Regions from separate parts of the Homo sapiens genome. Here region 2 is linked to region 1. Evidence: read pairs that join two places in POLR2A ChIA-PET (ENCODE). Cell type or tissue: Panc1. All regions are shown on one strand. Each heading gives the region's core, and the rest is flanking DNA. Links, peaks and the distances in the headings are about the cores only. Region 1 overlaps SLC35D4 (solute carrier family 35 member D4). Region 2 has its middle 6.3 kb from the start of RIOK3.

Evidence for each region. Peaks named below come from ENCODE experiments on the same cell type or tissue, not always from the same donor. Only the 100,000 strongest peaks of a DNase experiment are listed, where the experiment ranks them.
Region 2: POLR2A ChIA-PET joins it to region 1 with 14 read pairs; 3 of 35 experiments call an interaction of 5 or more read pairs at or near these places.

What each region holds. Positions count from the first base shown.
Region 1 is chr18:23,353,786-23,356,699 of GRCh38, reverse strand. It overlaps SLC35D4 (solute carrier family 35 member D4), which reads left to right. Exons shown (of 15, transcript NM_032933.6): 12 at 37-106. Among named protein-coding and RNA genes, the nearest start is that of SLC35D4, 83 kb to the left of the region's middle. In Panc1, for the core only: no CTCF peak of the experiment used is centred there; no DNase peak of the experiment used is centred there; H3K27ac peaks cover 1,356 bases.
Region 2 is chr18:23,445,500-23,448,413 of GRCh38, reverse strand. No RefSeq gene overlaps it. Among named protein-coding and RNA genes, the nearest start is that of RIOK3, 6.3 kb to the left of the region's middle. In Panc1, for the core only: no CTCF peak of the experiment used is centred there; no DNase peak of the experiment used is centred there.

The DNA of each region.
Region 1 (2,914 bases), core at 330-2,829:
CATGGGTCACTGTTTCACCATTGCTGTTCCCCTCAGGTGATCTCTTCAGCGTCCTGGACTTCCCATTCCTGTACTTCTACAGATTCCATGGTAGCTGCTGTGCCAGGTAATCGTAAGCTCACTCATTTGTATGCTTTCTGTGCTGTCCGCTGTGTCTTCCTCTCTGTGAAGTTCAGGGTCACTGCTAGTGACCTGAGTGAGTGGCAGGAGAGAGTGGTGGTGGATGCAGGCAAGGAAGCAGTCATTATGTCACCAGCAGGCTGTCACTTAGCACCCTTAGATGCTCAGGGCCAGCTTGGGCCCTGCCAGGACCCCTGGCCCATGGAAGTCCCTCCGCCAAGACAGTGATTTTCGCGCTTGCTCTAGAGCTAGGATTCTCCCACTTTTTTCCTCCTCCACAAGCAAATCTCACATAGAACTCCAATATATAAAACTGATGAAATGGATCCAGTTCAAGGGAAGATTTGGGTTCAGAATCCCACCCGCTCAGCTTTCCCCTTGGCCTCCTTCTTGCTCCTTAAGGCAACCTCCAAAATAACCTCCACCAAACCTGAGGACTCTGGGAAATAGATTTTGGAAACTGATGGCTAGGAGATGTCTAGACAACCAGGTGATCATTAGTGCTTGGTCTTGGGAAGGACTCAGGGATATAGGCCAGTTGGAGGGCTACATCTGAACACACAGAAGTGTATCCTCACCCTCTCCCCATGTCCTGCCACGATCACCACTCTGCTTGACCTCATCATGCCAAGAAGTGGAAAGACTTATGTAGATAGGTCCAAAGCATGTGTGGTATCCCGATATGATAGAAAGACTGACCCAGGTTGAACCCCAGAATTGCTGTTGCTAATTGTATGATCTTTGGGTCTTAAGCTTTGTGCCTGGCCCAATAAATGGTGGTCATTATGATGATCTACTCAGGTTGACTATAAATACAATGTCAATAGATCGTGAAGAATTGCTATGTAAAAATCAGGCCACCTGTTCTCACAGATATCAAACAGTGCCTTGTGAAGCAGTGATTCTTTACAATGTTAAAAAGCTGCTATGTGGCTAGTGGGTATGTCCTGCTCCTCTGGTGTGTTTGGGCCAAAAAAAAAAAAAAAAGAATTACAGAGTTTGTTTCTGCATTTGAGCCTTGGAATGATTTATTTCTCACCCTCAGAAAAGTTTCAGGAAAACACTGACACAATTCACTTTCGTAGTTCCTGTCAATTGGTTAGGCCTTGCCCGTTAGCTGGGATCACATGGCATGAGTCTTCGTGCTGGGCGGGCGGCTGCGGACTTGTTTCCCTTTGAGTCTGGTTATTTGGCAGCATGGGCAAGCAGGGTGTAGAGGGGAGGTCAACCATTGTTTGGTTATTTGGAACAGAGCAGCACAGTTCACAGCCCATTGATGTTGGCTTTGTGGGGTGACAATTGGGCTCTATTTTTGCCCCTTTTAATCTGCAACTTTCTCATAATGCAACATGATAAATCAGGGTTTTGTTTTATTCTAAAGATCTGGAAATCTCTGTTTGAATTGATGTGACTCTGTTACATTTTACCCATGCTTCTGTACAGAGCTCAGCCTCTTTGAGGAATGCATTGGTTTTCCCTGTTTCATTTCAGAGGCTCCACCATATCTCAGACTGAGCATTGTCACCTTCAGGAGGTTCTGGGGGGGCTCAGGAGGGGCACGGTAGCCATAGCCCAAAGACCCCATTAACAGGGAGTCTCCTATTCCCAGATTCCTTTATTTCTGGGAGCCTCCCTCTGCTTTTCAGATCTGCCTCCCTAGCAAGGGGTAGATGGGCTGAAAGTGCAAGGAGAAAGATAAGAGATCCATGAGTAATGTAAAAATGAGTCACAGACATAGAAGTTAAGCGATGCAAAAGGGCCCCAGATGCTTCCAGAAGCCTGTCAGTCACAAACCTGCACGAGCTTATCCTGGCCCAGAGTCTGCACTGAGAGGACAGGTCAACATGGAATCATGCCACCCCTGTGGCTAGAGGCATAGAGGAGAGGGAAAGACTCGAGGGAAAGGAAGTCTGGGAGGTTGGGCAGGCACCTGTGAAGTTGTTACTTCCTTGGGTGCAGAGGTGGGAGCCACCAAGAGGAGCCTGGAGCACTGCTGCCTCCCTTTTCAGCCCCACCCTCATGACCACCAGTGCCTGGCACATCTTTTTTTTTTTTTTTTTGAGACGGAATCTCGCTCTGTCGCCCAGGTTAGAGTGCAGTGGTGCGATCTCGGCTCACTGCAAGCTCTGCCTGCCGGGTTCACCCATTCTCCTGCCTCAGCCTCCCGAGTAGCTGGGACTACAGGTGCCCGCCACCACATCAGGCTAATTTTCTTTTTTTTTTTTTTTTTTTTTGTATTTTTAGTAGAGACGGGGTTTCACCGTGTTAGCCAGGATGGTCTTGATCTCCTGACCTCGTGATCCGCCCGCCTCGGCCTCCCAAAATGCTGAGATTACAGGCTTGAGCCACCGCACCTGGCCATATCTCACTCTTTGTCTAGCTGGTCAAGAACACATTTCCATGAAGCTTCACGTCTTCCTCAGTTGTCCTGCCTCCAAATGCCAGGAAGAGTTTGGAGCTCCCTTTGCTATGGCTCTGGCCACACAGTGGCACTTTTGAAAATAGTTCCAGCGCAGGCAACTACATCTGTCCACTGCTGTGCCAGCGCCCTTGCTGGTCCAGAGATCTGAAGAGCCATGGAGACCTGGATTCTAATTGTACCTGTGCCCCAGTTTCATTGTTAATAAAGTGAGACTTTGGGGATAGGTAATCTTACTGTTCTAAAAGCCTCTGGTTTCCATTAAGATAGGATGAGGACTGCTATGATTATTTCTACTTTAAGGCAACTGAACCTGAGACAAAAAGGTGGGAAGGGGGATTTGGTTAAGGTTACGAGGGTCAGTAAGCACAGTGA
Region 2 (2,914 bases), core at 251-2,750, 92 kb before region 1:
GCAACCAGAGGGCAGCCATGTGTGGGCCAAGAAGAGAGGCCTCAGAGGAAACCAACCCTGCCAGTACCTTGATCTTTAACTTCCAGCCTCTAGTACTATGAGAAAATAAATGTTTGTTGTATAATCACCCAGTCTATGGTATTGTGTTAAGGTAGTCCTAGCAAGCTAATACAGGACTGAAGTACTGATATATGCTACAATGTGTATGAGCATTGAAAAAAACAAGATGCTGAGTGAAAGAAGTCAGACATAAAGGTCACATATTCTATGAATTCATTTATATGAAAAATCCAGAATAGGTGAATTTATAATGATGGAAAGCAGATCGGGGGTTTCTAGGGAATGAGTGGGGAGGGGATAATGGGGAGTGACTGCTTCAAGGGTAAGCTTAATGGGGTTTTCTTTAGGGGTGATATAGGTGGTGGCAGCACACCATTGTGAATCTGCTAAATGCTGAATTTTACACTTTAAAATGTTAATTTTATGTTATGTGAATTTCACCTCAATTTTTAAAAAAAGTAACAAAGATAGTGGGCTACTGAAGGATTTTAGAGGTAGAGAAGATGCAGGCAATTCTGAGGTCAGAGGAAGCCATAATGAAGAGGTGGTGAGGTTGAGGTTGGGAAGCTTAACGGATCAGGATAAAAATGTCAGTGTATTGGATGGGTGATATGCGTGGACCCTAAAACCACCCAGCAAGATGGCAGGACTTGAGGTAGATTGGAAGAGAATGTACCGGTGCCACAGTCTTAGACAATGTGCAGATTGTACCCAAGAGATTGGTAGATGATGCTAAGGAAATTTAGAGGTCATGATAATGGAATGGTTAGAGACTGGAGAGACCTGACAACCTGAGGGGCCAGGAATAACATTTTGGGAGCTGTGCTGGGGAGAGTGAAGAATGCTGCCCTGCCCTGGAGGGAAATGAATAGTTCCAGAAGACCCTAAGGTTTTAAATGAGGCAAGAAAGTAGGGATGGCAGGCTGTAAGGACAAGGGAAGTTGATTAATCCCTTGTTATGGGTTTAATGGTTTATGAGTTCCCATGGGTTTTGTGGTTTAACAATTTTAATGGTTGCTTGTTGACAGTTAAGATACATACCTGATGCCACCAACTATGTACTCCTTAAAAAGGAAGATAGAAGGACATGCACAATATTTGCAAATTCTACATTTACAAATGTTGCTAATAGGAAAAATGTGGTTTACCAATAACAGCATTTAGTCCTATGTGATTTAATAGTGAGTCCTTGAATGGGGAAACGGCCATTTTGCTGTCAGGCAGAGTAAGCAATGTTTAGAGGCTTTGGCTCCAGCTCCTACTCCCTGTCTTCTCTGCTGATGAACTCACTGCTGGTTCTCTGTCTTTTTTTTTTTTTTTTTTTTTTTTGAGACGGAGTCTCGCTCTGTCGCCCAGGCAGGAGTGCTGTGGCGCAATCTCGGCTCACTGCAAGCTCCACCTCCCAGGTTCACGCCATTCTCCTGCCTCAGCCTCCCGAGTAGCTGGGACTACAGGCACCCGCCACCACACCCAGCTAATTTTTTTGTATTTTTTTTTTTAGTAGAGATGGGGTTTCACCGTGTTAGCCAGGATGGTCTCGATCTCCTGACCTCGTGATCTGCCTGCCTCGACCTCCCAAAGTACTTGGATGACAGGCGTAACCCACCGCACCCAGCCAAACTCACTGGTTCTCAGCAGGAACAAAACTATTTGAGAATCTGCCCTGTCTAAACACATGAATCAGCAGATTCTTTGGTCTCTAAAGAGAACAGAAATAAGGCTCTTTAGTTTTTAATATTGAAATAAGTCTATTCTGCAAATAGCTGTTTCAGGCAATGAACAACTATCTATTAACTACCTAGGATGCCCCCAGTCCTTTGGGAAAAACAAAGAACTGTGAGATTGCACTTGGAGAGATAACAATAGTCACACAATAACATTAAATAACAATACAACACCTCTATCTCAAAGAGTGCATGATTTATTTCCAAATGACAGCTATAGACACAAACATTTCAGGATTCATTGTGGGGTAGTGAGATCTGGAAAGGCTGCGTGGCACCAAAGTAGGTCATGAACGCTGGGGAGAAGCTGTAACGCTAGTTTGGGTGGAAGAACAGCCTAAGACTAGGCATAGGGGCAGGAAAGCCCATAGTATATTTAGTGACTGCTGAGTAGTTTCATAAGATTATTAGATGAAATGTTACAGATATGGTTCAGTTAGGGTCAGCTGGGACTCAGCAGTTCTTAAGCCTATCTAACCCATTGCCATTTTTAACAACAAAGATTTTGTTTTGCTCCCTTTACTGCATAGTATCTTTTAAAATTGATATATAATGATCGACTATAAGGGATAAACAAAAGGAAAATTATTTTTATTTATTTATTTTGAGACAGAGTCTTGCTGTGTCACCCAGGTTGGAGTGCAGTGGTACAATCATGGCTCACAACAGCCTTGACCTCCTAGGCTCAAGCAATTCTCTTGCTTCAGCCTCCTGAGTAACTGGGAGGTGTGCGCCACCACACCTGGCTACTTTTTTAATTTTTATATTTTGTAGAAACGGGATTTCACCATGTTGCCAAGGCTGGTCTCAAACTCCTAGGCTCAAGTGATCCTCCTGCCTTGGCCTCCCAAAGTCCTGGGATTACAGGTGTGAAGCACTGTGCCTGGCTTCTAGCATCATTTGTTAAAAAGTGCTGTTCTTTGTTCATCGGATTGTCTTGTCAAAAATCAACTGGCCATAAACGTGAGGGGTTTCAGTTCTATTCCATTGGTCTGTATGTGTATCCTTATGCCAGTACCATACTGTCTTGAGTGTAGCTTTGTAATAATCTCTGAAATTAAGAACTATGAATCCTTTAACTTTGTTCTTCTCTTTTAAGATTTTTAGCTATAAAGGGTCTCTTTAATTTC